Linked DNA regions of Homo sapiens: region 1 is linked to region 2. A link is a contact called in ENCODE Hi-C or POLR2A ChIA-PET data. All regions are on one chromosome and are shown on one strand. Each heading gives the region's core, a stretch centred on a gene start or an enhancer-like site at or near the end of the contact. The rest is flanking DNA. Distances are from core to core; before and after follow the strand shown. Region 1 holds the start of SLC9A3 (solute carrier family 9 member A3). Region 2 overlaps AHRR (aryl hydrocarbon receptor repressor).

Evidence for each region. Hi-C counts contacts between places; a loop is a spot of excess contacts on that map. ChIA-PET counts read pairs that join two places held with the same protein, here RNA polymerase II (POLR2A).
Region 1: POLR2A ChIA-PET joins it to region 2 with 12 read pairs in BJ. The contact joins the promoter of SLC9A3 here to the enhancer-like site in region 2. A Hi-C loop is called at or near these places in 1 of 37 single-sample maps with no recorded cell type. POLR2A ChIA-PET finds 5 or more read pairs at or near these places in 1 of 52 experiments (BJ).

The regions. Positions count from the first base shown.
Region 1 is chr5:520,301-526,031 of GRCh38, forward strand. SLC9A3 (solute carrier family 9 member A3) reads right to left here and starts at 4,149. Exons shown (of 17, transcript NM_004174.4): 1 at 3,812-4,149. The coding sequence starts at 4,022. LOC107986395 (a long non-coding RNA gene) reads left to right here and starts at 4,358. Exons shown (of 2, transcript XR_001742543.1): 1 at 4,358-4,663. RefSeq lists an enhancer at 5,716-5,731.
Region 2 is chr5:393,717-399,132 of GRCh38, forward strand. The region is part of intron 4 of AHRR (aryl hydrocarbon receptor repressor); the gene reads left to right. The region is part of intron 6 of PDCD6-AHRR (PDCD6-AHRR readthrough (NMD candidate)); the gene reads left to right. Among named protein-coding and RNA genes, the nearest start is that of EXOC3-AS1, 47 kb to the right of the region's middle. Within about 2 kb of position 1,740, at least 2 of the 41 ENCODE cell types and tissues checked have a DNase peak (open chromatin) inside an H3K27ac peak, as active enhancers do.

The sequences.
Region 1 (5,731 bases), core at 2,899-5,398, 130 kb after region 2:
TTTCCGACATCTCAAAATTGTAACTCCCCCAGTTCCCTTTTGGTCGGGTCCTGTCGCTCATGTGTGGCTCAGAGCTGCAGGGCGAGGTCAGCGCAGCAGAGCCCCCCGAAGGGTTGAGAACAGGATGGGGCCAGGAGGTCTGGCCCCTGCTGTGTCACTGATGACCCTGTGACATCCCCACTCCTGCTTCAAGGAGGCCCTGCTGTCCACCGCCCTGATGCCCAAGGGAAGCTCCCCACCATCCTCCCGGAATCTCCCCGGTGCCATTCTCTGCCCCATGGCCAGGCAGTCGTCTGAGAACTCAGATCTGACCACATCCACTCCTCACCACGACGCTAGGTGGGGACCAAAGTCCTCCAAGGCCTGTAGCTGAGTTGCTCGGGCCTCCCTCTGCCTCCCCAGGGACCCACCCTAGGCCTCCTCCTCTGGCTTCTGACACCCCCGCCTCCCTCTCCTTCCAGGGGCCCATTGCTTGCAGTCCTGACACCTGCCACTGCCTGGATCCCACCCCAGGGCCCCCACCCAGTGCTGCCAGGCCTGGCAGTCTCTGCAAGGCACAGCCTCAGCCCCCAGAGGAAGCCCAGGAAGGAAGGAAAGCCTGGCCCAGGGTTCCCAACACGGACGGTGCAGGGTGAGGCGGGGATTCTGGTGGGCACCTAAGGCCTAGAGTGGCCCTGGTGCGGGTGGCTGCAGGCTGGGGGCCCCCAAGGGGCACAGGAGGAAGCCCCCTCACCCTGCCTGAGGCAGACACTAGGCCCTGCCGCCTCCACTGCTAAAGACTTCCTCGTCCTCTCAGTCTGGGAGGTCTGCGCTGTGGAGTGGCTCCGTGGCCTCGGCCCTTGCCTCCCCTTCTGCATTTTAAAAAGATGCTGTAAAAGGCAGGGGAACCCCAGTGCACACAAATAGGGGGCTTGTGGGGAGCCCTTGCCGGAGCCAGACACGCGGCCTGAGGCTGGTGGGCCAACAGCAGCACCTGTTCCTTGCCCAGGCTCCTGGGCCACCTGCTGAGGCCCCAGCCCCAGTGTTTGCTTGAGGCAGCTCTGGCCCTCTGGCCATCCTCTGTCCCAAGCTGCCTGGAGTAGAAATCTCCTGGGATCAACATTGCTGTGGGTTTCAGGGTACCCGGACTCTTATTTCCCCAACCAGGTTACAAATGGCTTGAAGAAGGCTGGGGCTGTGAGTTAGAAACTCTCAGGATGTGTGAGAAATTCAACAAATGTTTGGAAAAGCAACAGGAATGGCAGCTCTTTTCTGCTGGAAGAGACATTTCTGTTCGTGTAACTTGAGACTGAAAGAGTGTGGCCAACCCCTGACCATTTTAAACAACAAAATGTGCCAAGCAGCTTAGTAGGTTCAGACCCCAGTCCGGGGGCTGTGGGCATGTGGAGGAGGCTGGGTGAAACTGGAGAAGTTCCCGCTGTGGTGCAGGCTTGGGCCCCGGTGTCTGTGAAGGCCTGGACCTGAGGGTCCTCTGGGAACACAGGTCGTGCACCTGAGGCTGGCTGCACAAGGAGGACGGTCTGGGCCAGTGGAATCTGAGAAGTCCAGAGTTCACAGGGAAGGGGTTGGGGGAGGAAGCACACAGGGAGGGCTGGGGGCTGTGTTCAAGAGGTGTGGCTGGCAGAGAGGGGATGGAGGGTGGGACACCCTGGGGGCCAATCCGGGCAGACCCAGAGCAGACCTCAGCTGTCACTGCCGGGGCTGCAGAGTGCACAGTGGGTTGAGGGGACGACAGGGAGCGTAAAGGGCAGGTCTGGAGAGGGTCTGCGCCTGTGGGATACCGCGATGAGCTCCCACAGCTGCACAGGGTAAGGCTCGCCTTCCCAGGTGGAGCCAACAATCCGAGACAAAGACAGCCGCTGAGTGCTATCAGGGTGGGCCTTTGTAAAGGACCGCCCTGCCCCGGGGAGTTGCTGCTGGAGCCGGCAGCCTCCCCGCCCTCAAGGACGTCTTCCCAGAACCAGTCCAAGTGTTTGGGAGACCTGAAGGCTTTTCCCTGTGAATAACAAACTCTGAGGCCAGGCAAAGCCCTGGTCAGTGTGCCTTATCTGCCGGCTCCCAGGCGGGGCTGGCTGGTGCCTGGCGGCTGTCATTGGACCTTCAGATGCCAGATTCTGACTCTGTACACTGGGCTAAACTGGGAGAGGCCCCAGCTTGTACAGAAATTAGATATTCACGGCCGGGCGCGGTGGCTCACGCCTGTCATCCCAGCACTTTGGGAGGCCGAGGCGGGTGGATCACCTGAGGTCTGGAGTTCAAGACCAGCCTGACCAACATGGAGAAACCCTGTCTGTACTAAAAATACAAATTAGCTGGGCGTGGTGGCTCATGCCTGTAATCCCAGCTACTCGGGAGGCTGAGGCAGGATGTGGAGGTTGCAGTGAGCCGAGATCGCGTCATTGCACTCCAGCCTGGGCAACAAGAGCAAAATTCTATCTCAAAAAAAAAAAAAAAAGAAAAAAAAAGAAATTACCTTTTCAGTTTACACCAGGGGGGCACTCCCGTCAGAGGAAAGCAGGGTGAGCTTTAGGACTGGGCGGCCGCAGAGCCCAGGTTGAGTCTGGACCTCCCTGATGCCCCAGGGGCCCTTCTCAAGGAAATCAACTGTAGGAGGCAGCCAGCCTCAGAGACTCCCCCCCGGCCAGCATCCCAAGCCCCCAGTGGAAAGCCCAGGGAGGACAGCCTGAGCCTGGAGAGCAGGCAGCCCGGCGGGGAGCTGAAAGACACCAGGGCGAGGAGGAGGCTGCGGAGAAGGGAGGAGGCGGGAGGGCTCAGAAGAGCCCTTATGAGACAGAAAGCAAACACACAAGGGGCCTGAAGGGGAGGGGAGACCCTGGCATAAATAGGGCAGGCGGCAGGCGTCACTGAAGGAAAAGGCGCCTTCTCCAATCAAGCCTGCTGGGCGTACCAGGTTCCACCAAGGCCAAGGTCCTCTCAGCTGTTCTCCCCGGAGCCTGTCCCTCCCCTGTCCTGCGTGGGCGCCCCTCCTCGGCCCCAGCATCGAAACCTCCTCTCGCCCCAGTCCAAAGCTGCTCTGGAAACCTGCCGCGGCGCCTGCTGCTCTGATCTTGCTTCTCCTGGCCCCACTCGGGCCCCCTAATCCCCCCTCCACACGAGTGACCACCTCCCTGCCACCCCTGGAGAGACCCTACCCTGTGGACCAACACATGAAACTTTGATCCCCACGAGCTCCTCAGGAAGCTGACCTTCCTGTCACCTTGCCAGGAGCTACCTGCCGTGCCCACATTACTGGTTCATTGGCGCCGGTTAAGAAGAAGAGAAATCTGACCGACCGGGATTTTCTAAAAAAAAAAAAAAAAAAGGAGGCCCGCCAATGGGAACGCTGCGCCTGTAGGGAGGATTCTGCTGGGTTTCATGCGGGTAGCACCGCTTTTCTTTTCTGCCCTTGTAACTCACGAAAAAACGCCATCACTCCAAGGACGTTTCTCTAAAAAGCCTGAGAACCCCGAAGGAAACCCGGCCCCGGGGACTCCCTGGGCGCGAGCAGCCTGCAGTCTGCGGGGCTCGGAGCGGAGGCGGGGCGGAGACCCCACAGGGACCCGGGAGCCGGGAGTCCGGGGCTCCGAGGCTGTGCCCCCGCCGGGGAGGGGAGACCTCGGGACCCGCAGGGGCGGCTTAGCGCGGCCAGAGTCGCTCCCGAGTCTCGCTCTGCTGGACCCGAGAGCCGGACTCTCCCGGGCGGCCGCCGCGCGGCTCCGACCTGATGCGCGCGGCCACAACGAAGCCCCCAGGCCCAGCAGAGGCGGCCGCACACCCCGCGGGCAGATCCGGAGACCCCGGGGCCACTTACCGATCTTGGCCAAGCTGGCCACGAGGATCCAGAGCGCGATGACGTAGGGATCCTGCACGTGGGCCCACTCGAAGGTGACCACCTGGAAGCCCCCGCTCTCGCCGTGCGCGCCGCCGGGCTCCACCTCGACGCCCCCGGCCCGCGCCAGCCCGCCCAGCGCCAGCGCCAGCAGCAGCCCCCGGTCGGGGCCCCGGGCCCCGAGTCCCCACATTGCCGCCTGCTCAGCGCAGGGCTGGGACGCGCATGTCGCGGGGGGTCCCGGCTGGGCTGGGCCGACGCGCGGGGCTGGGACCCGGCGAGGACCCGGCGCGCTCCGGTGCCGGTACCGGCTACAGTCCGATCCCCGCCCGCCGGGGTGGCCTTTAATCCCGCGGCCCCCTCCCGCCCCGGGGCGGAGCCTGCCCGCCCCCGCCGCGCACTCGCGAGCGCAGACACCGCCGCAGCTCCCGGCACGCCCGCCCCGCCCGCGCACGCCCACCCCGCGCTCCCTGGTGCCCACCCTCCCCCGGAGCCCGCGGCCTGGAGGTCCGGGAGGTCGCGGCAAGAGCGAGCCCGGGACTGCGCGGCCGCCTTCCTGGGGCGTGGGGAGCACAGCGCGGGGCAGCGGGACAGGCGGTTCCGCGCAGCTCCTGGGATGCCCGGGCAGCTGTGGGTGCGCTCGCCCCAACCCTCCTTCATAAACGCAGGGCCTGGGGCTGCGCAGACCCCACAGGGCGGCCCAAGGGTGCACAGGGGCCCCAGGTGTGTCTTCACACAGCCCCTCGCTATTGTCTTCAGCAGGAACCTGCATTCCACAGCCGGACCGGCCACTTACCAGAACTCGGGGGCGCCCAGGCCTTGCGTGGTGCGCTGGTAAGTCTCTCTGCCCCTCCCATCGCCAGCCAGCATCCCCCACCCCAGGCTCTGAGATGGGAGCCCAGGGGCCCCCGTGGTCTCCCCTGCCCCATCCCCTGCCTTTAGACCTCCGCCCAAAACAATTCGATACCCCCAGGGCTTCACACGGATGCGGGGCCTCTGCCCACAGCCCGCTCCGGCAGCACTGGCTCTCTTAAGCATCTCAGGCTCCACTGTGCAAACCACACCCCTGTTTTCCTCCAAGCCCACCCTGCAGCCTTCCAGCCCCAGACCTGGGACGCAGGTGGACTTCTTTCGCTCACAAGGTTTCCAAGCTCTTAGCATATCTGCTCTACTTTCAAAATGTGCACAAAACCAGCGGCTTCTGGGAGCCTGCAGCCACCTGCAAAGGCTCCTGCTCGGCCCTCTACCTGCCCCTTCAGTCCCTCCTATTGGGACCCTCCCTCTCAGAGGAAAGGCTCAACGTCTCCCGGGAGCTCAGACCCCAGCCACTGCCTGACCCCCACCCCCATGCACTCCACGGCCCACACCAGCAATCGGCGCCTCTCGGGGCCTTTGCACGCCCTGCTCCCTCTGTTTGGACGGCTCTTGTGTGCTCCCTTCCTCAGCTCCCCAGGGGCTTGGCTCCAATGCCACCTTCTGGTCCCACCCGATACCCACTCAGCTCACAACTGTGGCAGCTAAGCTCCCGCCTCCCCTGCTTACTCGGTTGGCTCCGGGAATCAGCTCACCTCCCAGCCCTGGGGGCTGCTGGCTTTGACCTTGAGCTGTCTGCCCTCACCCTGGGAATGTCTGCTCCACGAGCAAGGGGCTCATGCATACATCCCAGGAGCTTGGAAGATAGCTGGGCACACAATAGCACTCGCAAGATAGTGGCTGAGCGGATGGATGATAGATGGATGGAAGGACAGATAGGTGGACAAAGGGCAGGTGGGCGGTGGGGTGGGTGCAGATGGAGGATGGATGTGTCTTCTGACATCTGAGTGGGGGCTGCGGAGGCCTGAGGAGGACAGTGCTGAGTTCAATGACTTCACCCTGCAAGGGCCCCAGTTTCATGCTAATGGA
Region 2 (5,416 bases), core at 490-2,989:
AACCTCTGCCTCCTGAGTTCAAGTGATTCTCCTGCCTCAGCCTCCCAAGTAGCTGGGATTATAGGCGTATGCCACAATGCCCGGCTAATTTTTGTATTTTTAGTAGAGATGGGGTTTCACCATGTTGGCCAGGCTGGTCTCCAACTCCTGACCTTAAGTGATCAGCCTCCCAAAGTGCTGGGATGACAGGCGTGAGCCGCTGCGCCCGGCCTATTGCAGTGTTTTCTTTCTGGTGGTCGAGAGTTTTGTGGCGACGTGTCCTCTGTGAGTTCTTCCCAGCCGAGGTCTCTCATCTTTGGTTCTGGACATTCTGTGTCTGTCGCTGCACTGGTGGTGTCCCTCTCCATTCTTGCTTTTATCTTCTGGACCTGCTGTTATCCAGGCAGGGCCCTTCTGCAGCCACCCTGCTGGCTCTGGGTTTCTTGCTGGCTCTGTCTGGGTGGCAGGAGGGAGGCCCTACAAGGAGCCTCCAGGCTGCAGCTTTGTGCTCAGCTGCATTCCTGCTGGCGAATGTTTTCTCTGCTCCAGGGCCTCCCCTTTCCTCCCTGTGTGCTGGAACCCTCTTGTCTCTCCCCTTTCCTCCCTGTGTGCTGGAGCCCTCTTGTCTCTCCCCTTTCCTCCCTGTGTGCTGGAGCCCTCTTGTCTCTCCCCTTTCCTCCCTGTGTGCTGGAGCCCTCTTGTCTCTCCCCTTTCCTCCCTGTGTGCTGGAGCCCTCTTGTCTCTCCCCTTTCCTCCCTGTGTGCTGGAGCCCTCTTGTCTCTCCCCTTTCCTCCCTGTGTGCTGGAGCCCTCTTGTCTCTCCCCTTTCCTCCCTGTGTGCTGGAGCCCTCTTGTCTCTCCCCTTTCCTCCCTGTGTGCTGGAGCCCTCTTGTCTCTCCCCTTTCCTCCCTGTGTGCTGGAGCCCTCTTGTCTCTCCCCTTTCCTCCCTGTGTGCTGGAACCCTGCTTGTCTTCGCCCGTTGCTTGGCTCCACTTTCCTGGCTGTGCCTCCTGTCTCTGGTCCCCGTGTGCGCTGGCTCCGATTGGGCCTGTGTGGGGCCGGACAGGGCTGGCCCTGGTTGCGTGGAGGGCAGAGGGGAGGGCAGGTGGGCAGGGCCAGCTCCTGGGTGAGGAGTTTACCTTTGAAGGGAGCACCGTGGGAGGGAGCACTTTTGCCCCGAGTCCTCCCCAGCCTGGGGGTTTGCACAAGAGGAGGGAGGGTGGGTGCTGGAGCTGGCGGTGCGGCCGTGTCAAGCTCTTGCGTCTCCGGATCTTGCCCCTCAGGCCCCGGCCCCAGCCTCCTGCTGTCGCCCCCCAGGCAGGGCTGTCTCGAGGCATCTTGGGAGGGCAAAGGCAGGACGGGAAAGTGATTTCTCCCACCTGTATTTTGACTGTGACCCCAAAGCCCCTGCCCTGGGCCGTGGCTCCCAATCTCCTCCACACCTAACCCCAGATAGCCCAAGACTTCTGGGGTTCCCTCAGCTTTTCTGGGGATCCTGTCCTCAAGTCCCCCTCCTGCCAGGTGGCCGACACTGGCTGCCCTGCGTCCCCATTCCCTGAATGACACTGGTGCGGAATGCAGACAGAGGGGGCCTGGGAGACACGAGCCCCGGTGGTGGGATGCAGTTAGCTGAACGCCAGGCTGAGCAGGGTCCGAAAATTAGGGGAATAAAAGTCCCGGGAGAGGACAAGGTGGCAAACAGGAAGGGCAGCTGACTCACCAGCCCAGAGCAGGGGAATCTCACCAGTTCCCTGAAACAGAGCTTCTCAGCTCCAGGACTGGACAGGCAGCTTCCCAGAGGCCACTGCAGGCCAGGTCATCAGAAGCGCCTGCTCCAGCTCCCACCCTGCCTGTGCCCAGTGGCAGCCGAGCAGGGCCTCACAAAAACAGCTGTGAGAACAGCCTTGCGTGTCTGGAAGCCCCAAGCCGCTCGGCAGACGGTCATCGGGCCGCGCTGCTGCTCTGGTGTGGTTTCTGGAAAATTCCTGAGAAGTCCCCAGGAACCAAAGTGTCCAGCAGTTGAAATTTAACAAGTGGGGAGACACTCCTCCGCCACAGGCTGCTGTCCTAAAGAAAGGCCTAGAAGCCCTCCCAGCTGGGGCTGCGCACACGTTCCTGTGAGGGACCCTTTGGGAGAGGATTGAGTGAGGGGAACAGGAGGTGAAGCAAAAGGGATGAGCGTCCCCTTCCTCCAGCTTCCTCCATGCAGTGATGTTGCCTGGCTCTAAGGGGCTCCTGGTACGAGGATTAGGAGGCCATGGGTCGTCCAGAAACTCAGGCCAGAAGCGAAGGTATAAAACACCAGATGGTAACACAGGACCACAACTCAGGAGGCTCTGGGAGCACAAAGTGGGGGTACCGGGGAAACGAGCCCGGGAGGGTAAGAGAGGGATGGGGCAGTGGGGGCCTGCAGCCCAGGAGCGGGAGGGTCCCAGCCCCCATGACAAGGCGGCAACCCAGACAGAGGGGCCCCGGGCCTTGGGCCTGTCCTGGCCAGGACAAATGCAGGGTATGCCCTCCTGCCCTCCTTCTGGGCCTGGCACCCCCATCCTCAGGGGAGGCATGGGGGCTGGAAAGGACGGCCGTGTGGGGACAGCAGGCTGGGAGGGGGCATCCCACACCCCCCTTTGTCCCTGACTTTAGAGGTGATGGGGGTGGAGAACCAAGCCCCGCATACCATGGCTGGGGTCTGTGTGTCTGGGGGTACTGAGGCGGGCGGCCCCAGCCTCACCCTGGCATACGCCGGCCACCGTGGAGAGAGCTCCATGATGCCCAAGCCTGCTCCTGCCTCTGTTCTGGGCACTTTCCCACAAGCCCCACAGAACACACTTGGCCTCATCTCCTGGCCTGGCATTTTCTGCCGCTTCTTCGGCCTTTCTGCTAAGAGAAATCCACGTTTTACCGTCTGTTGTAGCTGCTGGGCCTGCTGTTCCGAAACTCCTTTCAAGTGGCTTTCATTTCAGGAGTCCATCAGATGTATGTAATAAATAAAGGTATGGCCAGAGGTTTCACCAGGGAGGAAGCATGCCGGCCCTGCAGCTGGCCTGAGAGTGGGCACAGCAGGAAGGTAGTCCAGCTCCCCCTGCATTCGCCTGCCCGCCCTCTCCCCGACCCCCACCCGCCCATCCACATCCCAGGCCAGTTCCAGGAGGCTGGGGACCCCCGCCCAGCTGGGTCAGAGTGCCCGGCTCCTTGCCCACCTCAGAGGCTGCTGCAGGTGTCTGGGGCCCACACCGGCCTCTCTGTGACTTTTAGATCTCCAGGACTCTCCACCATTTACCCCTACTGTCCATGTTAGCCCCTGACCATCCACGTTAGCCCCTGACCATCCATGTAGCCCCTGACCATCCATGTTAGCCCCTGACCATCCACGTAGCCCCTGACCATCCACGTAGCCCCTGACCATCCACGTAGCCCCTGACCATCCATGTTAGCCCCTGACCATCCATGTTAGCCCCTGACCATCCACGTAGCTCCTGACCATCCATGTTAGCCCCTGACCATCCACATAGCCCCTGACCATCCACGTAGCCCCTGACCATCCACGTAGCCCCTGACCATCCACGTAGCTCCTGACCGTCCATGTTAGCCCCTGACCATGTTAGCCCCTGACCATCCCTGTTAGCCCCTGACCATCCATGTAGCCCCTGACCATCCATGTTAGCCCCTGACCATCCACGTAGCCCCTGACCATCCATGTTAGCCCCTGACCATCCCTGTTAGCCCCTGACCATCCACGTAGCTCCTGACCATCCATGTTAGCCCCTGACCATCCACATAGCCCCTGACCATCCACGTAGCCCCTGACCATCCACGTAGCCCCTGACCGTCCACGTAGCTCCTGACCGTCCATGTTAGCCCCTGACCATGTTAGCCCCTGACCATCCCTGTTAGCCCCTGACCATCCACGTAGCTCCTGACCATCCATGTTAGCCCCTGACCATCCACATAGCCCCTGACCATCCACGTAGCCCCTGACCATCCATGTAGCCCCTGACCATCCACGTAGCCCCTGACCGTCCACGTAGCTCCTGACCGTCCACGTAGCTCCTGACCGTCCATGTTAGCCCCTGACCGTCCACGTAGCCCCTGACCATCCACGTAGCCCCTGACCGTCCACGTAGCTCCTGACCGTCCATGTTAGCCCCTGACCATGTTAGCCCCTGACCATCCCTGTTAGCCCCTGACCATCCACGTAGCTCCTGACCATCCATGTTAGCCCCTGACCATCCACGTAGCCCCTGACCATCCACGTAGCCCCTGACCATCCACATAGCTCCTGACCATCCACGTAGCCCCTGACCATCCACGTAGCCCCTGACCATCCACGTAGCTCCTGACCATCCATGTTAGCCCCTGACCATCCACGTAGCTCCTGACCATCCACGTAGCCCCTGACCATCCACGTAGCTCCTGACCATCCACGTAGCTCCTGACCGTCCATGTTAGCCCCTGACCATCCACGTAGCCCCTGACCATCCACGTAGCTCCTGACCATCCACGTAGCTCCTGACCATCCACGTAGCTCCTGACCATCCATGTTAGCCCCTGACCATCCACGTAGCTCCTGACCATCCACGTAGCCCCTGACCATCCGTGTTAGCCCCTGACCTTCCGCGTTAGCCCCGACATTCCGCGTTAGCCCCAACCGTACACCTTAGCCCCTGATTGTCCGCATTAGCCCCGACTGTCTGGTTAGCCCCTGACTGTCCACCTTAGCCCCTGACCATCCACATAAGCCCCTGACTGTCCAGTTAGCCTCTGACCATCTGTGGTCACTGAGCCGGGTGCACAGAGTTCTATTCAGTGGTGTTCACTCGGCCCCTGCTCTGCCCTCGGCTCAGCTGGGCTTGGACCCTTGCATCCCAGGCTCTCCCCAGCAGGCAGTGTCAGCACAGGTGAGGGTCCTGGGCCTGCCCCTGGTGGAAGGAGTGTGTTTGTGCCAAACCGGGTTTCAGGCGCCGTGCGTGCCCCACCCCCCTTGGCTGTTACTCCGTTTTAAGCTGCCGACACTGGGAGGAGGCATTGCCGTTGTCACCGATGGGCTTCTGTGAGAAGGGCTGGGCTGGCAGGGCCTTCTGCCGCCAGGCCTGGGTCCTGCGGGCTCCGGAGGCCGTGAGTGGCCCTCAGCAAACTGTGGGTCTGTGTGTGGCCCTGGCTCCAGCAGCCGCCCCCGTCTGTTCTGGGTGGATTTTCCCCACCCGAGGTCACTGGTGCACCTGGGACCCCCCTGCCAACATGCCCAGCACCACCGTGGCGCACCTCATTCCTCTCGAGGACCAAGCAGCCGCAGCTCCCGCTCAATGCCCACCTCTCGGCCTCATGGCTGCTTCCCTGCCATTGGTTTCCTACCGGGTGGTTCTTATCCCCATGCCACCTTCCTTGTCTGCTCTGAAGCAGCTGGGTCAGCGCGGAGCTCCCTCGGGCTCTCCTGGGTG